Linked DNA regions of Homo sapiens: all the other regions are linked to region 2. Evidence: chromatin loops called from intact Hi-C (ENCODE). Cell type or tissue: IMR-90. All regions are shown on one strand. Region 1 has its middle 30 kb from the start of PAMR1. Region 2 overlaps PAMR1 (peptidase domain containing associated with muscle regeneration 1). Region 3 has its middle 20 kb from the start of FJX1.

Evidence for each region. A loop is a pair of places that touch in the nucleus more often than their neighbours do. Peaks named below come from ENCODE experiments on the same cell type or tissue, not always from the same donor. Only the 100,000 strongest peaks of a DNase experiment are listed, where the experiment ranks them.
Region 1: a loop joins it to region 2, with 7 times the contacts of the local background. A loop is called at or near these places in 3 of 110 quality-filtered maps.
Region 3: a loop joins it to region 2, with 2.3 times the contacts of the local background. A loop is called at or near these places in 5 of 110 quality-filtered maps.

The regions. Positions count from the first base shown.
Region 1 is chr11:35,551,249-35,559,248 of GRCh38, forward strand. No RefSeq gene overlaps it. Among named protein-coding and RNA genes, the nearest start is that of PAMR1, 30 kb to the left of the region's middle. In IMR-90, CTCF peaks have their summits at 3,732 and 7,485; DNase peaks (open chromatin) are centred at 1,973, 2,793, 3,743, 7,403 and 1 weaker place; H3K27ac peaks cover 1,473 bases.
Region 2 is chr11:35,488,651-35,496,650 of GRCh38, forward strand. It overlaps PAMR1 (peptidase domain containing associated with muscle regeneration 1), which reads right to left. Exons shown (of 11, transcript NM_001001991.3): 2 at 5,446-5,622; 3 at 3,395-3,523. Among named protein-coding and RNA genes, the nearest start is that of PAMR1, 33 kb to the right of the region's middle. In IMR-90, no CTCF peak of the experiment used is centred here; a DNase peak (open chromatin) is centred at 3,061; H3K27ac peaks cover 1,492 bases.
Region 3 is chr11:35,594,055-35,602,054 of GRCh38, forward strand. No RefSeq gene overlaps it. Among named protein-coding and RNA genes, the nearest start is that of FJX1, 20 kb to the right of the region's middle. RefSeq lists an enhancer at 4,602-4,831. In IMR-90, no CTCF peak of the experiment used is centred here; a DNase peak (open chromatin) is centred at 4,767.

The sequences.
Region 1 (8,000 bases), 63 kb after region 2:
ACAACTGTGCTGAATGATCAGAAGCAAGATGGGTAACTTCTCTGAGTTTCCATTTCATCATCTGTACAAGGGGAATAATTTGGGAGGATTAATGGTGACTATCATAACTACTATCTCCTGAATACCTCCTGTTTCAAGTGCTCTGGGATCTAGCTTTACAGGGAAATAGACCTAAGCTCAACAGAGGTAATCAAACATTCATTATTGTAATTGGTATTTATTAAAGTTCTAATGTGTTCTAGGCTCTGGAGGGCTTATGCCATCTATTGAGAATTTTCTATTTACCAGATAATGTGCTAAGCACTTTGTACACGTGGTCTCATTTATACCCACAACCGCCCTAGGAAGCAGGTACTATTATTATCTGCTTGCAGGGAACTTACAAACTAGTTAAGAAAGCAGTTGAGATTTAGAGCGTAACAAGATAGGATAGTATGCGCCAGATTGTGGGGTGATCCTACAGGGCTTCCCTCACCTAGGAGGGCTCCTCAGCCCTGGGAGCCTCCATTATGGATATACAGGGACAGCCCCAGAGTCACCCATTCATTCCTGATGCTGCCACGTAAAGTGGCACCAAAAACAAAGGTGAGCAAAACATGGACCCTTCCTCAATTTGCCACGACCTAGAGTGGAATTCCTGAATAAGTAAGCTCTGATAGAAAATTATCTCTGCTACACGTGAGCTTCTCTCCCACAGTTGTCCTTCTGGGTCAGCAAATTCATTTTTCTCTGACAGATGTGTTTTTATAAAGTGGTAGAAATAAAGCTCTGGTCAAAGTCGGGAGTGATATCAGCTGGGAACAGTGCTGGTCATTCTGAAGAAGCTAATTAACCAATGTAACATTCCTATCAATGACCACTCTCCAGTCCTGCTTGTTGAATTATTATAGATGAAGCTTCCTGGGGTAAGGAAAAATAGGTTTGGCATTCTGTTCAAGCATCATAACCACCCCCAGCCCTATATAAGGCCTCAAACAGTTCAGCCTGATTTTTGATGATGATAGGCATATCTTGGACCTGTAAATATTCTAGGACCAGGACCTCCTCCAGCCCCTATATAACTCCAAGACCCTGTTGGCTGCTACTAGTGTATATTTGATTGTCAGACTCCTCACATTTAGCAATACTTGTGCAAACTTATGCTCCAAGATAGCCCCAGAAACTGTTATATTCTGGGAGTTCTGCCTCTACCAAATCCCCAGCCAATTAAAAGGCCACTGTTTACATTACCTTCTCACAGAATTAATTCTTGGGCCTCAGAGTGAAAGATCACTTGACCATCATCTGCTACCCTCCAAAATTTGGTCACACAGACAAACAAGGACAAATGCTTTGGTGCACAATTACTCTCCAATATCCATCTCCACAGGGACACTTGGGACTCCGAGAAGGACTGGTTAGGAGTTAACCATGAGCTTTGGTGGTGTGAAATTTAAGAGCCAAAATTTAAAGCCAGGGGACCATCAACATGGATTTGTTCAAAAGAAAGAAGCAAACAGGGAGTGGCATCAAGGAAGAATGCGGAGATATGGCAAGAATTGGGGTGTGGAGGGGTGCTAGGCATTGAAGCCACCCGAACAGAGCAGGAAGCACTCTGCTTGGACATTCTTGGCTTCTGTGTAAGTGATGAGGAAGCCATGAAGGTCTTTGAGTAGCTGTGGGCAGCATAAAGACCACTGAGTATTTACACACACTCAGTAATGGGAGGATCACCCTGATTGCCTTGCGGCAGAACTCATGTGCTTCTACAAACTCAGGTTTTCACGTATTGTATTTAGATTCCTAGAAAGTCAGAGACAGAAGGAGATATGGCTTGGACCTGTGTCCCTGCACAAATCTCATGTCGAATTGTAACCTCCAATGTTGGAGATGGGGCCTGGTGGGAGGTGATTGGATCATGGGGGTGGATTTCTCATGAATGGTTTAGCAACATCCTGTCTTGGTACTGTTCTCACGATAGTGAGTTCTCACAAGATCTGGTTGTTTAAAAGTGCATAGCACCTCCCACTTCTCTTCCTCTTCTTCCTGCTCTGGCTATGTGAAGTACCAGCTCCCCCTTCACCTTCCACCATAATTGTAAGTTTCCTGAGGCCTCCACAGAAGCCTGGTAGATACTACCATGCTTCCTGTACAGCCTGCAGAACCATGAGCCGGTTAAACCTCTTTTCTTCATAAATTACCCAGTATCTGGTATTTCTTTTTTTTTTTTTTTTTTTTTGAGACGGAGTCTCGCTCTGTCGCCCAGGCCGGACTGCGGACTGCAGTGGCGCAATCTCGGCTCACTGCAAGCTCCGCTTCCCGGGTTCACGCCATTCTCCTGCCTCAGCCTCCCCAGTAGCTGGGACTACAGGCGCCTGCCACCGCGCCCGGCTAATTTTTTGTATTTTTAGTAGAGACGGGGTTTCACCTTGTTAGCCAGGATGGTCTCGATCTCCTGACCTCATGATCCACCCGCCTTGGCCTCCCAAAGTGCTGGGATTACAGGCGTGAGCCACCGCGCCCGGCCTCTGGTATTTCTTTACAGCAATGTAAAAATGGCCTAATACAGAAAGAGAAATCACTCCACTGACTCCACACCATTTATCATGTGGAAAAACATTCCCAGGGAGAGAAAGCAACTTACCCAAGGGACTCCACTAGAGAGTGAGGAGCCTGGGGAGAAGTTGCTGTCTTCTTTTGCTTGGCCGTGGGACTAATTGCCTCAATAAAAGAACAGGTCATGATGTCTGCTAGCCTCAACATCCTGGATAGTGGAATGTAAACATTGGCTAAAACTTCTGAGGTCATTCAGATGGGTTCTCTAATTTCACAAATGGGGAAACAGAGACTGCTTATCTTGCCATCATTCTAGTTACAAATGCCAGTGGATCACATCTCCAACTAGCCAAATACTTTCAGGGCCCCTACACAGCACAGCAGGCCCCAGTATGACCCCTGCAGATGGTTGACTACCCAGATGGTGAAGCACTGCTTCCTGATGACACAGAGACTTGGGTTTAGAGAAAGTCTCAATGGCCAAAGGGCAGTCCTAGGGTCAGGGCTGCTGAACATAACCAGATAAAATGTTTAATTTGTCTGGAAATCCACGCATCACTTTTGGGGAGCAATTCTCGTTGCTCTTTCTATCGCCAGCCTGGACTTTTGCCTCTCTCTCTCTCTCTCTCTCTCTCTCATTTTTGATGTGGATTGGAAATTCAAACTCCAGTCTGTCCTTGTCTTTTTCCTTCCTCTACCCTAGTCTATCTGTTACTAAAGTAATCTCTTACAAGAGTTACATTCCCAAGTCTCATCTTTCAACCTCCCCACAATGATTTCCCGACCCAGCCACCTACTGATTTCAACTCCACCCTAGTTCCAGATTGGCTTGTGGGTTCTCAGCCATTCACCTGCCCATTTCCATTACCCTAAGCCCCAAACCCCGCAAGTGCTGCCTGGTCATCAATTCCCTCAGCATTCAGTTACCCCACTCTGAAAATTTCTGAGTCAGAGAAGGGCAGAAAAAACTCAAGAATTCTTCTGGAATTGAGGGATTATCTTTTACTTCTGTAAAAATGTTCAGAAGAAGCCCTTGTCTCTTTTAAGAAGACTTTAAATCTTGTTACACAAGGAACAGATGTAGTCAGGACTTTATACCAACAGAATCATGATCCTTGGTATTTTAATAAGCCTCTCTGTTTTGAAAATTCTTCAGCAGGAATCACCCTATGCACTCTTCCTAACAGCCACTAGGGTTCCTTCAGTAACACAATGAGGCTTGGAGAAACAACATATTTGCTCAGATGTTTTTCTGCTGCTCTTCTTACTATAGCAGGGCCTGCCGTGTGTTTACCTTTTCCTGCAGACTCCTAAGAGGATCTCATCTCTAGCCTCCCTTGCCACACGTGTTCTAGCCAAAGGAATATGAGGGAAGTGATGCATGCCACTTCTAAGTCTGGTTCATGAAACAGCAGAGACTCTACTGTCTCTCTCTTCTCATCTGCCAGCTAAATGAAGACTTCAAGAATCTTCAGGAGGGCAGAGCCACCAGATGGAGGGATCCTGAGTCTATAAGTCATAACTTGGAAAAGAGCTGACCACGAACACCATTGTGGACTGTTGCAACAGTGAGAAACAAATTTTTACTGGGTTAAACTCTAGACATGTGGGGGTAATTTGTTGTATCAGCTAGCCTACTTTGACTAATACATTACTCTATTTTTCAGAGAGAGTAACCTAAAGTCAATAATCTAAAGTCAATTCAAGACAGAATAATCTTTAAGAATCTATTTATAATGAAAGCATCTTGAGAATAACAGATGGTGAGAAAATATTTGCAATGTATTTCATAGTCAAGTAGTTACTATGACTAAAGAACAAAGAGTTCTAAATATATCAAAGGATATAAACATAATTCACAGAATTACAAATGACTCATAAATGTATAAAAAGATGTTCAACTTCATTAGTGATCTGAGAAATGCAAATTAAAATAGCAAGGAGATGTAATTTTTCACCAGATTAGAATAGATTAGATTATCTTGATAATTATTCAGTATAGGCAAGGGGTTGGGGAAAAGAGCATTCCCAGATACTTTTAATAGGATTGTAAATTGCTGTAATGTTTTGAACATTTGCCTCTATCTATCAAAACACAAAATGTGCTTTTTATCAAAATGTGAAATGCATGTACCCTTTGCCTCAACAATCACAATTCTAGGAATATTTACATAAGGGCACAAGGATAGATGTTAAAGGATTATTCATTGAAGCATTACTCGTAACATCAAGAACCCACCTAAATAATTATCAATATGAGAATAGTTAAATAAATGTTGCTACATCCACCTGTACCACATGAGACATTATACAGCTGTTGAAGAATGTAGAAACTGTCATGCCAGTGAAAAAGGCAAGTTTAGAGACATAAATGAGTATATACGTATATGTTACAGATTACTAGATGGGACTTTTCCTATCACCTTTAAATTCTGCTAATGCCCAAAGCTAAAAACAGTAAGTGGCAAGTACCTACACATTCTAGTTCTAGTCTCATCCACCCACAGAGGACCTCTACTACCAGGCCCCCTCGCCCATCTCCAGGTCATATAAGAAAAGGTTGAGATCCCATAGAGAATTTTTTTTTTGAAGGAAATTCATAGGGGTAGCGTGCATAATCGTGTTTTTCCTCCCTTTCCCTTCAAACTGAGGGAGATATGCTTCCAGAGAACTACCCATGGACTTTGAGTTTGTCTGCCAGGAGAGACAGCTACATCTCACCCTTCAGCTTAATGCATCCTGGGAACAATCCACAAACCCATCACCTGGCGCTACTACCTGAGTGGGGAGCTCTGGGAGAATCTGAATTGTAGCCCCAAGAGTTTGAGAGTTCTGGACGGGCAGATAGAAGTGCCTTCTTCGGCTGGGCGCGGTGGCTCACACCTGTAATCCCAGCACTTTGGGAGGCCGAGGCTGGCAGATCACGAGGTCAGGAGATTGAGACCAGCCTGACCAACATGGTGATACCCCGTGTCTACTAAAAATACAAAAATTAGCCAGATGTGGTGACACGGGCCTGTAATCCCAGCTACTCAGGAGGTTGAGGCAGGAGAATCGCTTGAACCCTGGAGGCAGAAGTTGCAGAGAGCCGGGATCACCCCACTGCACTCCAGCCTGGGCAACAGAGTGAGACTCTGCCTAAAAAAAAAAAAAAAAAAAAAAAAAAAAGTGCCTTCCTGTAGCCTAGAGAAGTATAAAGGTGGGAGACTAGCTAAAGTAACTTGTGATTCTGGGGAGAAGAGAGAGGACAGAGGCAGAGCCCACCTGTACTTGAAAGGTTGTGCATGTCAAGGAGGCATAAGGTTTCCTATGGGTTGAGTCATAGCCACTCCTAATATTTCCAGGGTCCACAACAGGAGTACAAATGGAGGCCCACATACTCTATGTCTAAATAGTTTAAAGTATAAATAAAGCTCAATGAAACATGTTCTATCATTCCACCACAACAAATATGTTTTCAAAATGACCTGGAAAGCCAGATCCAAAAAGAAACTTCTAAAAATCCTTGGAGTTATATGCCTATACACAGAGGCATAATGAGAGCTGGCCCTGCCAAGCTTCCCTTCTTGTCCCACCCCAGGTTCCTGTTCCCACACACACATACAAGTTCATCCATATACCCAACAAGCAACACCCCTTGGCAACCCCTTGAGTCTAGGGGTGTACACATCTGCAGTGAGTCCCAGGTGAACCTGGGGAAGAAACCCAAGAGGGCTTTAGAAGAGGCTTTGAGGCCATCCAAGCAGAGGATTCAGGAGTCCCATTACCCAAAATGAGGTCTACAGGAGCTGCATGAGCTCAGCTGGGAACATCCTTGTGGATTGCCAAGTTCTCACCTGGTCAAAGAGATGCCGGCAAAAGAAAACAAAAGTGGAGTCCTCTAAAGTGTCGGATAAAAGGCTGGCAGCCTTCTTGCCCAAATCTGAGGGAGGACTGGGCCAAATGAACTCTGTGAACATTGAGTGGGGATAGGAGGCAAGTAGACCCTAGGGTGTACCCTTGGGAGTAGGGCCCAAGTCTTGGGGATAATACTTGCATCAAATTGTATATCCTGAAGAGCCAGCATTCAGGCACCTGCCACACAGCACTGCAAGTCAAGTAAGACTTTGCTTTTTTCTTCTAACTCCCTCTTCCCCATCCTGGGGGAGCCAAAAGCCACAAAGGACATCAGGGTGTGAAAAGTTTGAAAGAACAGATCACATCACCACTACTCCTCCTTCCCCATCAGCTCAGGACTAAGGTGGGTCAGAGGTGGTGGCAGGGGTGGCAGGGAAAGAAATTTTGAACTAGATGAGAGATTGAAGACTTAATGTGTACTGGACTGACTTTTTAATACCTGACAGTGATTGGAAATCTATGAGACCACTCAAGATGCCTTCAAGAGATTGAAAAGGGAAATTATTAGAGCATATGTAAAGTAAACATTGGCGTAAATTGTACTAATTACTGACTGCACCCTACTAAGCCCTTCCCACTCAATAACCATGAAACAGAAAAAACCCAAACCAATTAGTAACACATTTGTATGTCATATATAGAAATTTTATGATGGTTCTTGTATTTAGTGGTTACCCAAGAAGAGTAAGCTATAAGAAGGGGGAGAGGTGATTTTGACTTTTTAATTCACACATTCTGAATGAATTTTGTTTAAAGGAAATATCTGGAAAGGTTTTGAATAATGTATAATTGCCTCAACTTGCCCAACAAGGCACTGAGAAATTCTCTTCAACCTAGGAGGAAAAAAATCAAGCCAAACGCGAGACCTAACTTGTGTATTACATAATTCCTCTCCAAATGTTGCCACAAGGCCAAACTCTATGATTTTCCTAGGAAAAAAGAAGTTGTTTATTATTCCAACTGTTGCCATAGCAGTCAGTGTTTCCATATCACCATCCTTTTCTCTCCAGACATTACTCCACTAATACATGTTCCAGACCTGCAATTCCAGGCATTTCAGCCAGAAGGAAATATCCTTGTGCTGTTGTAAAAATCAACTGAGAAGGCCAGCCCTGTAGTTGTCGTCTAAGTTCCAGCATTTTCAGTCACTGCCTCAGTGAGGAAGAAAAAGTGGAGTCTGTCTCTAGACTCAGCAGGGTGGGATCCTGAAGAATTTTATCCAACCCCATGATCCAAGGCTGGCAGCCCACTCTCCTCCACCTTTGGGACCCCTTTGGTCCCAGCCATTAGAACAGAGCTAGCCTCCTTAAGAAGAGTAAAAGAAGAATATAGAAACCTAGAGATCTGTTATTTGAAAGCTCAACCCTGGTTATATCTATGTTAGTATAATGAAATAAAGAATCAGGGCAATTCTTCAATTCTCATCAAATATCTGTTGTCTGGTATCACCAAGTCTCCCAGCCTTAGCGGCATGGTGTGGCCCTTTCATTTATCATTCAAATAGAACAGTAAATGAATTGGCAATCAGAATCAACACCATTACCCAAATAACTCTGAGGATTCTTTGG
Region 2 (8,000 bases):
TCACACTTCAAATCTTGCCTTTTTTTTTTTTTTTTTTTTTTTGGAAACTGTCTCACTCTGCCCAGGCTAGAGTGGCAGTGGCATAGCTAATTTTGTATTGTTTGTAGAGACAGGGTTTCACCATGTTGCTCAGGCTGGTCTCGAACTTCTGGGCTCAAGTAATCCACTGCCTTGGCCTCCCAAAGTGCTGGGCTTTCAGGCATGAGCCACTGCGCCCTGCCAAATTTTATATGAAACTGCTATTGCTCAGGTCACCAATCGCATGCTAGCCATCAAACACAAAAACCTCTTTACTGCCTTCATCCTATGTGACCTTTCTGCCTTTGAAACACTGCCCCCAGCTTCCAGAACCCTACTCCTTCCTGGTTCTCCTCCTATCTCTCTATCTTTTCCCATCTCCTTCCTGGTTTTCTCTTCCTTTCCTTTTACATCTGTTGCTATTTCCTCTGCCCATGGTGCTCTGTTCACCTCATGCTTCCATCTATAACAGCCATAGGCATATCTCAAGTCTCCAAAATTCTCTTGAGCTCCAGGCACTTATTTCCTACTGTCTGCAGAGTCTCTTATAGATGTCCAAATTCCAGCTTATCTCATGTGGAACTCACCTTCTTTCCCCCACCAAACCTCTTCCCTTTTATTACTCACTTAACAGCATCAACTTCTAGACAGTTAATCAAACTAAGAATTTGAAAGGCAAACTCTTGAGATTCCTTACCCCATTCTTCAGTGAGTCTTGAGTCCTGTCACTCCTTCCTTTAAGCTCTTCTCACTCTAGTCTCCCTTCTTCATCCCCTGAAGCGCTGCAATCGCACTCCTAATGGCTACCTTTGGATATGGTCTTCCTCCACTCCAGCGGAGTTATGCTACAAGAGTTATCTGTCAAATGGTACTCCCCAGATTAAACCATCCTTCATCTCAGAACCATGTCTAAGCTCTGAGCCCTGGAACACTATGCCCTTCATAGTCAGGGCTTGCCACCCCAAGACCATCACCTTGCTCTAATCATACCTCATGTCACATGCTTCCTTGAACACACCTTGCATTTTCACACCCTGACCATACTATCCCTCTCCCTGAAATATCTTCCTGCTCTGCCAACTGAAGAGCAAAGGCATAGCTCAACCTTCACTTCCTGTCTGAAACCTTACCTCCCTCTCCCTGTCATTAACTGTTCTGTTAGCTAGTTCTCAGAGCACTTGGTCCATCCTCTACTTCACCACTCTTCCTTGGTTCCCCACTGCACTTGCAATAGCATCTAAATTCCTTACCTAGCTTACCTACCTACAAGGCTGTATTAATCTGTTCCCACACTGCTAAGAAAGACATAGCTGAGACTGGGTAATTTGTAAAGGGAAGAGGTTTAATGGACTCACAATTCCACATGCTGGGAAGGCCTTGCAATCATGGCAGAAGGCAAGGGAGAAGCAAAGGCACATCTTACATGGCAGCAGGCAAGAGAGCTTATGCAGGGGAACTCCTGTTTATAAAACCATCAGATCTCCTGAGACTTATTCACTACCATGAGAACAGTATGGAGGAAACTACCCCTATGATTCAATTATCTCCACCTTGCCCCACCCTTGACACATGGAGATTATTACAATTCAAGCTGAGATTTGGGTGGGGACACAGCCAAACCATATCAAAGGCGTGATCACACTCCTGCCTACCACTCCAACCCCATCAAATCCCCCTTTCCCTCTCATGTGCACAGAGAAAGAGCACTCTTCCATATGACCCAAAGCAGGGAAAAACCCAAAGTGATCTTACATAATCCAAAGGTCAATGTGAAATCTAAAGCTGTGCACTACAGCTCTAATTACAACTATCTCAAACTATTATTGAAAGTAGTTTTGTCAGGCATGGTGGCATGTGCCTGCAGTCCCCGTCACTTGAGAGGTTGAATCAGGAGGATTGCTTGAGCACAGGAATTTGAGGCCAGCCTGGGCAACATAGTAGGACCCCATCTCGGAAGAAAGGAAAATAAATGAAAGGAAGAAGAGTAGTTTTATTTCTGAATCACCTAACAATTCAGTAATTAAGGGGCATATAGGATAACAGTGACATATTTATTGCATTAATTGAGCTTTTACTATTGTCAGAGCACTAAGTGCTTCACACACATTATCTCATTTAATCCTCAAATCAACCTTATGAAGTTGGTAGCATTATTCTCCTTTTTTATAAAAGGACACTGATATTAGCAAGGTTAGATGACTTGTCCAAGGTCATACTGGCAGTGACAGACAAAATCATTATTTAAACCTAGGTCTGTTTCATTCTAGAGCTTGTATTCTGCTCATTATGCAATGCAGTCTCCATAAATCAGCTGCCAAAGAAGACCAGGGTTAAATCTTGCAGCTAACCTACCTGGAACATAATCTGCCAGGTACTGAATTAAATTTACGAGAAACCACCTAAAATGGCATCGAAGTTTTAAATCAGCAACGAAGACCAACACTTAAAAAGTATCTGTATTATGGATAACTGAACTCCCCAGTTCACCTGGAAGTGCCAACAAGCCCCTTCTCCTCCTGGTATAGTTGAGTTTCTCAGCTGCAGACCATATACTCATCCTTAGCCACAGAGTCTTGAAACTGATGGTATTTCAGTACAGATTTTATCAGTCAAAGATACCAACCACACTCCATCCTCCCTCTCTGTAAACTGGAAATATCATTCATAGGAGTAAAATTAGACTGCAAGACCATTCTAACTGCTTCTGATTCAAGTTGGAAGCATATGGAATAAGTTAGTGAAATAAAAGCAATTTGTACATTGCTTGAGATACAGACTCTCAGAGGGACATTCATCATTCAGGGCACTGTCGGGGGGAATCTTGGACTGAACGAGAGATTAGATTTCCTCTCCATTTTCAAAGAACTGTTGAAACTCACAGAACTCTAATAAAAACTAAGTAATTCTTTCAGATCAAGCAGATCCCAGAAAGAATCTCTTTCCTCGGACAAAAGGCATGCTAGCAATTTGCTGTGGGTTGCAGGAATTTAATTCAGGATTCAAGAAATTTACCAACAGAAATTCATACGTACAGTGCACTACAGACAACATTTCTGAAGACTTATTCACTGTTTGCTGACCAAGGCTACCATGCAATTGCTTCTGGAATGCATAAAGCAGAAAGCCTTGGCCTCACTTAGGAAGAGGAGATTGAAGAGTAGACATAAACCTCCTGTGGCCAAGAATTCAAACAAATGTTCACAATCCACACCTTGCAGATGGAAATCCATCTTTGTTTTTATAGTTTTACCTAGAAAGCCCTCTGGCTGCAGGCTTTCCAAAACTCAGATTCCAAGGAGATAAATTTTGGTCCATTGTAAGCTGAGACTTTAAGACAGTGTGCACTAGAGATGGAGCTAGGTCAAGGTCTACTTACGCATGCAGTCTCCTCCGTACCAGCCTGCTCGGCACTCTGCACAGTAGAACCCCTTCACATAGAAGTCATCCAAGGTACCCCCCCATGAGCCATTTCGGCAGCTCTTGCAGTTTTCAAAGATGGTACAACCTGAAACATTCCCAAGAAGAGGAGTGTTAGGCCAAAGCACCTGCGAGTTCTGATCAGCTGCATGGGAGCACAACTGCACCTTCTCAGGGCCCTGTCTCAACTAAGAGCATCTGGGCCTAGAAAGGTGTCAGAGCCCAGAGGAAGAACCTCTCATCTCAAGGAAACTGCTAGAGGCACCAGAATTCAGACTGGGGAGTTTAGAAGGGTGGTCTCAACGAGTATCCCAGGTAGTGGCTGCTGTTTTAAAGTAACATGAAATTGCCTGCAGGAAACAGAAGAATCTATCAATATAGAGTCTTTTGTATAAATGTTACGTGTTTATTGTGGAATTTTTAGAAAATTTAGACCAGTAAAAAGAATTAAATAAAAAATATCTAAAACCCCATCACCCAGGCTATTGCTAACAGTCTTTCTCTGCCTATATACACATACATGTTTTAAATTAGACTTATATTACTTATGGTACATTGTTTTTGTAACTTACTTTTGAATTTCATAATAGACAGTAAATATCTTCCTGCCATATACTTCCGTAATGAAAGCATGCCATTGGAAACAACTCTCCTGTCTAACAATAGGCTCACCGTGGAATGTGTCGGGCTCCCCACAACCAGCAGGCCACACCAGAGGGGTCTGTGTGATTCCCCAACAAGGACCAGTTTAAAAACATGGCCTCTTGAGGGAGAGGGGGGTCGTGAGAAAAAGTACAAATGATTCAATCCCACTTAACAAAATGGAGAACTGAGTTCTGGCTCTGCCATCGTGCAGCTGTGTGTCCTTGGGCAAATTGTTTAAGCTTTCAGTGACTCAGTGTCCTCATTTGTCAAACTGGGTGATATGATTTGGATCTGTGTCCCCACCCAAAGAAGCCAGAGCATCCGACTTGACTCTGTTCTTCCCTTCCCTCTCCTATCCCACCCGATAGATCCCAACGTGTGGTCAATTCCATTCTCAGATCCCAAATCCCTCTACCTCTCACCATCCATAGAGCTTCTACCTTTATTAAGGTCCCCATTATTTCTCTCCTGCCTCTAGTCATGCGTGTCCTCCAATCCTTTCCCCATACTACAGCTAAAGAGAAAAATCTGCTTTCCCTTCTTTACTAAAAGATTTCCAATGTTATCAAAATATCTTCAGTATATAGCCTAAACTTTGAAGCACAGTTTGCAAAGCACTTCAGGATCTGGCTCTTGTTCCTCCCTTCAGATTGCTCTCTCTTAATCTTTTCTCATTCATTAATTCCCTCTCACTCTCCCTCTCCTTCTCCCTCCCTCTCTCCATCTATCCAGGTCTCTCATCACATACACATTTCTCCTGCCGGACTGTGCTAGTTGCATCTCCCAAAACCCATGCTTCCTCTTGCCACAGGACCTTCGCACATGTTATCCTCTGTGGCTTGACTTCTCCTCCCCATCCGCCTCACCTTGTTTAGTCTGCTTCTCCCATCAGCATGCTCACCACCTTCTCTAGTAAGTCTTCACTGACTTTCCTCCCACCTGCCCCCATTCCCATCCATGTTGCCATAGTACCCCATGCTTCTCTATCATAGCACTTACTACACTGTATGGTAGCTGCCTGTTCTCCATATCCCCCCAGGCTATAAGCTCTGGGAATGCCGGAAGTGTGTCTTTTGTTTTATCATTGTATTCCCAGTACCCCACATGGTACATAAAGCTGCTCAGTCAGCTTGTTAAATGAATGAGTGAATGAATTCAAAGTTTCACAAGTTTAACACTGAAAAGAGTACTGACTCCTTTTATTCCTGTGCCTTTAGTTAGAATGGGCTGAATTGTGTCACTTTTCATAATCATGGCACCACAGCCTCCTGATGGCTGCCTGCTAGAATTCAGGCGTTCAGCCTGTTCCTGTTCATTACCTCCAACAACATGAAGGCAACCTGAAGTCTCCCATTCCACACTCACCTGGGTGGATCAGGCAGGAGTCACACTCATTCTCCTCATTCCTGCAGCAAGGGATGGTATAACCCACGACTTCCCTCTTTCCGGGGCAGACGCACTCAATCTGATCATATTCACAGCACTCCCGACACATGATATTCCACTCTGCTCCAGGGCAGGCTTCATTAATGACTGTGTACTCTGAAATGGAAAACCAGCAGGTGAGGCTAGGTCCTGGCAGGGAGTGGTAAGACTCTTTGTTTGTTTGTTTGTTTGTTTTGAGACGGAGTCTTGCTCTGTCGCCCAGGCTGGAGTGCAGTGGCGCGATCTCGGCTCACTGTAAGCTCTGCCTCCCGGGTTCACGCCATTCTCCTGCCGCAGCCTCCAGAGTAGCTGGGACTACAGGCGCCCACCACTACGCCAGGCTAATTTTTTGTATTTTTAGTAGAGACCGGGTTTCACCGTGTTAGCCAGGATGGTCTCGATTTCCTCACCTCGTGATCCACCCGCCTCCGCCTCCCAAAGTGCTGGGATTCCAGGCGTGAGCCACCGCACCCGGCCCAGGGAGTGGTAAGACTCTTAAGTACTCTACTGCTAAGAGGCAACCTTGCCCTATAAATGCATTGCCCTGCCCGAATGAGAAAGAAGACCCATGTGAATTCTTCCCAGGCCAATGTCTCCAAAGTAGGGAGACCTACCCCAAGGAATATTTAAAACCACGCATGGGAGCATAGATGAAGTTTGTTATAACTGCTATTCATTTTTATTTTTATCTTTAAAAAAAGAAATCAAGTTTCATCAATATATAATCTAGGTGGATTGACAATAGAACCTGTATATAATTTATAAACCAGCACACATCTCTTAGGTGTCTATGCTTATTTATATTTTTGTTAGAATACATCAGGCCACTGTTTACGACTACATAGGTTGTGCACTGCACAGATCCATAGCGAGCCATTAAACTGCATGACTACATACTGCAGCCCAGGCATGTGGCCATCAGAAAATTTGGAGACCAGTCTCCACACCAGGTCATTCAAGTGCAAGGCCAATTGCCAAGTAGAGACTATGTCATTTCTTCCAAACTTGGCCCCTCAGTTTTTCAGCGTGCCATTTTCATAGTACCTTCAAAGCGAAAACCAATAGAAAAGACAAAAAATACCTTAATTAGTATGTTTGGGAGAATTTCACTGTTTTACAATGGTGAACTCATTAGCCCAACTTCATTCAGGCGCCAAGTGCAACTGAGTGTTCTTTCTCATAAGAAAAAAAAAAAAAATCCCTTTCTGGGCAGGATTCTTTCCTTCTCATTTTCTTTTTTTATATATACCTTCAGTAAAGAGAAAAACCATCTGGCAAAACCTATAAGAGGAATCAGTCAGAGGCTGCCCAGAAGAAGTCAGGCTAAGAAACAGACCTTCTAGTTTTGATTTCCTCTTCTTTTTCCCCACTCTCTATTTCTAAAAATTTTGCACAAAGATGACAATTACAGCTGAAATGAATTGGATATTTGAGGAAGTGAATCCGGACAAGATCCCCACAAAACCTTCCCAAGAAACTCCAGGCAGGGATCACCAGCATGCTTCGTAGGCCCGCATAAATGAATTCTAGCACCTGCAGTGGCTTCTAAACCCTTGAATTTCATAGTTTCCTCCCCAAATTAGGAAGTGTGACACAGGGTTGATCACTCTCAATTTTCCAAGTAGAGCCATTTAAATAAACTATCATCATCTATCTTAGCCTCAGGTCATAAGAACATGCTAATATCATAGAAGGCAGACACTCGCACAATGAGGGACAGTTATTTAAATGGAATAAATTTAGTTTCATGAAAATTTGACTTTTTAAATCATTTTTCCACAAATTAGTGGGCCAGAAAAGATCCTTACATTGGTGTTTGGGAATGAATGGCTACATCATCATAGCATAATCGCCACTGAGATTTCTTTCCACCACTACTGTCTGAGCCCCTTCAGGGTGACCACCATGACTTACTTAGCTGCGCTTCCCATGTCTCTGATGTTTTACTGACAAAGTGAATGACTTCTAAAATCTGGATGAGAATTTAATGGTTAAAAGTGAGGAACAGCAGAAGGAAACATAGGAGTAAATCTCCATCCATGATCTTGGATTTGGCTATGGATTCTTAGACATGACACCAAAAGCAGGAGCAACAAAATAAAAATGAATTAGACTTTATCAAAATTAAAAATGTTTGTGCAGCAAAGGACATTATCAAATAAGTGAAAAGACCACCCACAAAATGGGAGAAAATATCAGAAAATATTTCTGATAAAGGCTTGATATCCAGGACATATTTCTAAAACTCATACAACTCAACCATAAAAAAGACAACATAGTTTTTTAAATGAGCAAATGACTTGAATAGACATTTCTCCAAAGAAGCTATATAAACGGCCAACAAGCACACAAAAAGATGTTTAACATCACAAGTCATTTGGGAAATGCAAATCAAAATCACAATGAGCTACCACTTACTAGGGTGGCTATGATCCAAACCAAGGGAAAAATGGAAAACAAGTGTTGGCAGAGAAGTAGAGAAATTGGAACCCTTG
Region 3 (8,000 bases), 110 kb after region 2:
CTTAATTTCGTCTCCAACCTGCATTTCCCTTTGCCATATAACATAACATATTCACAGGTTCCAGGGATTAGGTCAGGGCATCAGCAATAGGAAACATATACTCTACTTTTCAATGGATCCTTAAATAATGGTCAATGGTTAAAGTGCCTTTCTAGTGCCTATGGAAGGCATTAGCATACACGATAGCAGCAGAATTCATAACTTTGGGGTGTGAGGGCATTATCTTATCTACCACAAATAGTGATCTCAGAAAGAGTAGCATCATACTACTCAGGAAAAATTAACGCTCAGTTCTTTTTTTTTTTTTTAGACAGGGTCTCTCGTTCTGTCACCCAGGCTGAGTGCAGTGGTGCGATCACAGCTCACTGCAACCTCAACCTCCAGGACTCATGGGATCCTCCCACCTCAGCTTCCCAAGTAGCTGGCACTCCAGGCATGCGCCACTATGCCTAGCTAGTTTTTTATTTTTTGTAGAGACAGAATTTCACTATGTTGCCCAGGCTGGTCTTGAACTCCTGGACGCAAGCAATCCTCTTGCCTCAGCCGCCCAAGGTGCTGGGATTACAAGCATAAGCTGCTGCAGCCAGTTACACCCAGTTCTTTACTTCCACCTCGCCTAACAGTTTCTAAGTGCTCTAAAAGTAGGGATAATAAGAAGTCATATTTCATGGTATGTTTTGGAGTTGATAATATAAGACAGACATGGAACCTTGTTGAAAACAAAATACATTTTATCTCTTGCTTCACTCTAATAGCCCTGTGAAGGCCAAGTTGACAGACTGTCCAGCTTCCCTCTCAATCATGTTGCCTGGAGACTGTCACCAATGCAGGCCTCATTGAGAGAGAAGCAATGTGTCTCAATCTGTCAGATGCTACAAGATTTCTGAAGGCAACGGCAGGGAGAGCACTCAACTTCCTGTTTCCATCGGTCTACTGAGTGGTGGGAAAGAAGTAGTACAGCAGCCTCCCTTGCCAGAAGCCAGAGAAGGAGATGGATGGATTAAATAATACAGAACTCTTCTGCCTGCTTGGCCATTTTCTTCTTGTAATTGAATGCTAAAAAGATGACTTAAAAAAAGAACAATTTGTCCCACAAAGGTGCATGCATATCTGTTAAACGGTACAAGACACAAAGGGTCATCCCTACAAATGTGATGTGCATTCATTCACTCTAGGCCCCATACCTTTAAAAAGTGAGAGTGTCCTTTCCCTACTCTATGTTTTTGTTTGCTTTGTTGAAGATTAGTTGGCTATAAGTATTTGGGTTTATTTCTGAGTTCTCTATTCTGTTCCATTGGTCTATGTGCCTATTTTTATACCAGTACCGTGCTGTTTTGGTGATATAGCCTTATAATATAGTTTGAAATCTGGTAATGTGATGCCTCCAGACTTTTTCTTTTTACTTAGTCTTGCTTTGGCTATGCAGGCTCTTTTTTGTTTCCATGTGAATTTTAGGATTTTTTTTTTCCAGTTCTGTGAAGAATGATGGTGGTATTTTGAGGGAAATTGCATTGAATTTGTAGATGGCTTTTAGCAGTAAGGTCATTTTCACAGTATTGATTCTACCCATCTATGAGCATGGAATATGTTTTCATTTGTTTGTGTCATCTGTGATTTCTTTCAGCAGCGTTTTGTAGTTGTCCTTGTAGAGGTCTTTTACCTCCTCAGTTAAGTATAGTCCTAAGTATTTTACTTATTTATTTTTTTGCAACTACTGTAAAAGAGGTTGAGTTCTTGATTTGATTCTCAGCTTAGCCACTGTTGGTGTATAGCAGAGCAACTGATTTGTGTACATTAAGCATGTATCCTGAAGCTTTGCTGAATTCATTTATCAGTTCTAAGAGCTTTTTGGAGGAGTCTTTAGTGTTTTCTAAGTATACAATCATATCATCAGCAAACAGTGTACAGTTTGACTTCCTCTTTACTGATTTGGATGCCCTTTATTTCTTTCCCTTGTCTGATTGCTCTGGCTAGGACTTTCAGTACTATGTTGGATAGAAGTGGTCAGAGCGGGCACCCAGTCTTGTTTCACTTTTCAGAGGGAATGCTTTCAACTTTTCCCCATTCAGTATTATGGTGGCTGTGGGGTTGTCACAGATGGCTTTTATTACGTTGAGGTATGTCCCTTGTATGTCGATGTTGCTGAGGGTTTTAATCATAAAGGAATGCTGGATTTTGTCAAGTGCTTTCTCTGCATCTATTGAGATGATCATGTGATTTTTGTTTTTAATTCTGTTTATGTGGTGTATCACATTCATTGACTTGCGCATGTTAAACCATCCCTGCAACCCTGGTATGAAACCCATTTGATCATCGTAGATTATCTTTTTTGTATGCTGTTGGATTCGGTTAGCAGGTATTTTGCTAAGTATTTTTGCATCTATGTTCATCAGGAATATTGGTCTATAGTTTCTTTTTTTTGTTATGTCCTTTCCTGGTTTGGGTATTAGGGTGATACTGACTTCATAGAGTGATTTAGGGAGGATTACCTCTTTATCTTGTGGAATAGTGTCAACAGGATTGGTACCAAGTCTTCTCTGAATGTTTGGTAAAATTCAGCTGTGAATCTATCTGGTCCTGGACTCTGTTTTTGGCAATTTTTTAAATCACCATTTCAACCTCACTGCTTGTTATTTGTCTGTTCAGTGTGGTGCTGGGATAATTGGCAAGCCACATGTAGGAAAATGAAACTGGATCTTCATATCTCACCTTACACAAAAATCAATTCAAGATGGATCAAGGACTTAAATCTAAGACCTGAAACAGTAAAAATTCCAGAAAACCCCTTTTAGACATTGGCTTAGGCAAAGATTTCATGACCAGGAACCCAAAAGCAAATGCAACAAAAACAAAAATAAATAGGTGGGGCTTAATTAAAGAGCTTTTGCACAGTAAAAGAAACAGTCAGCAGAGTAAACAGACAACCCACAGAGTGGGAGAAAATCTTCACAATCTATACATCTGACAAAAGACTCTACAGGAATTTTACGAGGAATCTACGAGGAACTCAAACAAATCAGCAAGAAAAAACAAACAAACAATCCCATCAAAAAGTGGGCTAAGGACATGAATGGACAATTCTCAAAAGAAGATATGCAAATGGCCAACAAACATATGAAAAAATGCTCAGCATCACTAATGATCAGGGAAATGCAAATCAAAATCACAACGAAATACCACCTTACTCCTGCAAGAAGGACCATAATCAAAAAATTAAACAACAATAGATGTTGGCGTGGATGCTGCGAAAAGGTAACACTTCTTTTTTTTTTATTTCTTTTTTTTAAACAGAGTTTTGCTCTTGTTGCCCAGGCTGGAGGGCAATGGTGCAGTGTTGGCTCACTGCAACCTCCGCCTCCTGGGTTTAAGCAATTCTCCTGTCTCAGCCTCCCAAGTAGCTGGGACTACAGGCACCCACCACCACACGGGGTTAATTTTTGTATTTTTAGTAGAGATGGGGTTTCAGCAACACTGCTGATGGGAATGTAAACTAGTACAACCACTGTGGAAAACAATGTGGAGATTCCTTAAAGAACTAAAAATAGAACTACTCTTTGATCCAGCAATCCCATGACTGGGTATCTACCCAAAGGAAAAGAAGTCATTATACAAAAAAGATACTTGCACATGCATGTTTATAGCAGCACAATTCACAATTGCAAAAATGTGGAACCAGCCCAAATGCCCATCAACAACTGGATAAAGAAAATGTGAGATATATGTGTGTGTGTGTTTGTGTGTGCGCGTGTGTGTGTGTGTGTAGGAATACTACTCAGCCTCAAAACCTATAATTGAGGATAATAATAAATACCTATTCATAGCCTCCTGTAGCAGATTGTTACATTGATTGTCCACAGTGAATCCCATCTTCCTGTATCCATACCCTTGCTAGCTCCCTTCCACTGATGCTGGGCTTGGCCATGAGCTCTGCTTTGCCAGTGGAACATCACCAAATGAGACATCAACAGAGGTGGATAAGTGCCTGTATATTGGGGCTTGCCCTCTTAATATACTGCCACTACCATGAAAGAAACCTAAGATATCTTGGTGTAGAAGCTACCACCTAGATACTCCAGCTAGCAGCCCCACCTACTCACTTACTGCAGAGCCCAAGGCCCTCCATCATCTTGCCCCGCCTGCTTCTCCAACCCCTTCCTCCTCCCCTCCCCATCTCTTTCCTCCTCTCTTTCTATTCACACTAACCTTCCTTCTGACCCTCAAACCTGGCAGATTTGTTCCCATCTCAGGGCTTTTGCCCTTGATGATCTTTCTGCTTGGAAAACTTCCCCCAAAAATTCATACATAGCTGTCCTTTTTCTCTCATTGAGGGCTCTGTTTATTGTCACCCCCTGCTACCGCCTTCTCTGACCTGCCTAGCTAAAACAGCCCCTCCCATATGCAGTCACTCTACATCACAGTACCTATTTTATCTTCTTGATGGCTCTTAGACACACCTTAAGTTATTTGTGTCTGCTTGGGATGTCTACTCCTACTGAAAGGGGACCCCTTGGGCACAGGGACTCTTCTTTGCTTACTGCTGTTTCCCAGCCTGGCACACTGCCTGGCTCTTAATAGGTACTCACAAAATATAGATTGACTAACAGACAAGTAGATAGCAGAGCTGGCACTCAAACCTGGGCAACCAACTGTTCCCCAGTTGCTGAGGGGTTTTCCAGGATATGTGACATTCAGTGCTAACACTGGGAAAGTCCCTGGCAAACCAGAAAAGTTGGTCATGCTAACTCAAACCCAGTTCTTCTAACTCTGGCCAGTGTTTCTTCCTCTGCCCCACCCCTGGGATTCTAGGACATCTCATGTAAAGTCAGAGACCTCATGCTTTACAACAGTGCCTGACACAAAGCAGGCAAATGACAAATATGTGTTGGATAAATGAATGGATGAAACGAATGAGTGAATGACCTGGCTCCCGTAAGTAGAAGCCAAACAGAATCTCCCTGTGTCAGCTTGTTTGAACCATGTGGCCTGGGTACTCTGCAGCATCATTCTGTGGGTATAACTAGTCATCTCAATATCCTAAGTTGTGAGCTATAATAAAGTCTTCAGGCAGTCCCCAGTTCATGTCTTTTGTTTACTCCACCCTCTGGCTGCTGGTTCTCAGCTATAGCTGCATTGAAGGGGCTTGGACACAAACAAAGAATCCAGAAAACTGATTCAGATACATTGGAATATTTTTTTCTCCTTGGAAATTTTTTTGCTTCTCGTTAGAATTTGTTGATAAACCCTGCAGTCCTGCACATGGGGATGGAAAACGGAGTGGATGCACAAAGGTAAGTTATGATGGCCTGATGGCCCCTTCTTAGCTGCAGCATGGAGCCACGAGAGTGGAAGAAGGCAAGTGAACATGCCCATGCTACAGTGGAACAAGTCTGGAACTTAACTGGGGAGGGGCAGAGAACAAAACAGACTGCTCTGGTAATCAGGTTCTGAGCCGAAAGGCAAGGAACAGTCTCCCCTCTGCAGTACACAAAAATACATGTTCAAGGCCTCAGAGTTTCTGCAGCTGCAGAGAGGATGGCTTTGGAACCCAAATGACCTGAGTCAAACTCTCAGCTCTGCAATTAACATATCAGTCACCCCTCTCTATCTGTGGGTTCTGTATCCATGGATTCAAAACTAAATGCAGATCTGAAATATTGGAGGAAAGATAAAAAATAATAAGACAGCAATTAAAAATATAAATTTTAAAATACAGTATAACAACTATTTTCATAGCATTTGCATTGCACTAGACATAAGCAACCTAGAGATTATTTAAAGAATACAGGAGGATGTGTGTAGGTTAGACACAAATACTACACCATTTTATGTAAGAGAGTTGAGCATCTGTGGATTTTGGTATCCACAGGGATTCCTGGAATCAATCCCCTGTGAACACCAAGGGACTGACTATACATATGTGACCTTCAGCAGATTATTTAACCCCTCCAAGTCTCAGTTTCTTCATCTGTAAATTGAGATTGTTGTGAGAACTGGAGATAATGGATGTAAAGCAATTGTCACGTAAGAGGCACTGATAAACAGTGGCTGTCTTTCTCATCATTACGTTAAAAGTTTATAACCAAGGGAGAGTTACTTGAGCCAAGGATAGTAGGTGGCTCTGTCCCTGGATAATGAACAATTATCAATGCAGTTATGCTTTAGGGGCTGGCTTTGGCATCCTCACGGTGAGGTGAGAGTCATGAGGCTGGTGGTTTAGGATGCTCGCAACATCGCCTGAGTAAACCCTTCCCCACCCTCCAGCACTAATTCCTGACTTTCATTTCAATTTAATAGATTTGGGTTTAACAAGATAATTATTATACTTGAAATAAATACTGACTGGCCAGAAATGCAATGCTTACTGCAAATTAGGAACAAAGAGGCCTCCTCAGTTACATCTCTGGTATATCTTAAACACAGCTTTTGAATAATTAATTTGCCATTTCGATAACACATAATAACCAGCCTATTAAGCCAAGAATCTTGCATTTATTAAATGCTAACTTAATGGCAAACAAACAAAACCTGAGTCAATAGTTGCTTTGCCAAATTTAAAAGCTCTCCTCCCTGAGGATTTGTGTGGGAGGCAGACCACATGGTTGGGGCGTGTGGATCTTAGGAGCAGGCAGTAGGAAACTGAAGGTGCATGCAGGAGGATATTCAAAACTCAGACTCTGCTCAGGTGGGAGGATATTACTAGGATCGTCTGGGGTAAGTGCCAAAGGAACCACCTGGATTTTCCACCAACGCTGTACCAAAGCCATAACATGTGTTTTTTGTTTGGGTTTTCTGAATGTTCTTAATGCCTGAAGATGGGGTCGGGTGCAGTGGCTCGCACCTGTAGTCCCAGGACTTTGGGAGGCCGAAGCAGGTAGATCACTTGAGCCCAAGGGTTTGAGACCAGCCTGGGCAACATGGCAAAACACCGTCTCTGCAAAAAAAATTAAAAATTAGCCAGGCGTAATGGCATGCACCTGCAGTCCCAGCTACCTGGGAGGCTGAGGCAGGATAATTGCTCTATCCCAGGAGGTTGAGGCTGCAGTGAGCCATGATGGTGCCACTGCACTCCAGCCTGGATGACAGAGCAAGACCCTGTCTCAGAAAAAAAAATGTTGAAAATGGTAGGGATCCCAATATTAGGATCTTTCAATCAAGAATAATTTAGAACTAAAGAATACAGCCCTTGTTGTAGTTAACTACACAGTACAGATGCGAACAATATGGGTTTCAATGAGGAAACAATTAGGATGTTATTGATTGCATATGAAAGCAACTCCAATTCCAAACAGTTTATACATTAAGAAAATTAGTTCTCACCCACAGGAAATTCAGAAATATATAGGCTTCTCCGTTGGGATTAAACCAAGCTGCATATAAAAGAAAACATTAAGTAACAGTAGCTTATGTAAGTTAGAAATTGCTAGCTTACATAGAGAAAGTGCTGTATTTCTCTCACATAAAAGAAGCCCAGAGAAAAACATTCAATAGCTGGTATGGCAGGACCCACACTCTCAGCACTACCATCTTCAGTATACGACTTGTATTCTCAAGTTAGCTTCATGGTCACATATTGGCTGCCATTATTCTAGCCATCATGCCCACCTTCCAAGAAGCAGGAAAGTAAAGAAAGTTAGGGCAAAAAGCCACATAACTTCCATTGACAAGGAAATCTAGAAAATGTGGTTTTATATCTGGGTACATTACTATACTTATCAATATAGATTTGGTGTTACTAAAGGAGAATAGAATGCCCACTGGAAAAGCAAGTCGCAGTTTCTGCTGCTGTAGGCTTCTAGGATGGGTTATTTAGTGACTCAGTCCAATCCTAAAGGACCCAGATTCTCTCCATCCCTGCACTTCAATCTTGGGTATTGACCTCACCCTCAGATTTGGTGGCAAATGGCTGTGCAGCAGTTGCAAATGTCCCATCCAGATGCAATAAAACCAGAGGAAGATGAAGGAAACTCCTCCCATAGCACTCCCTCAGAAGTGAGAACACT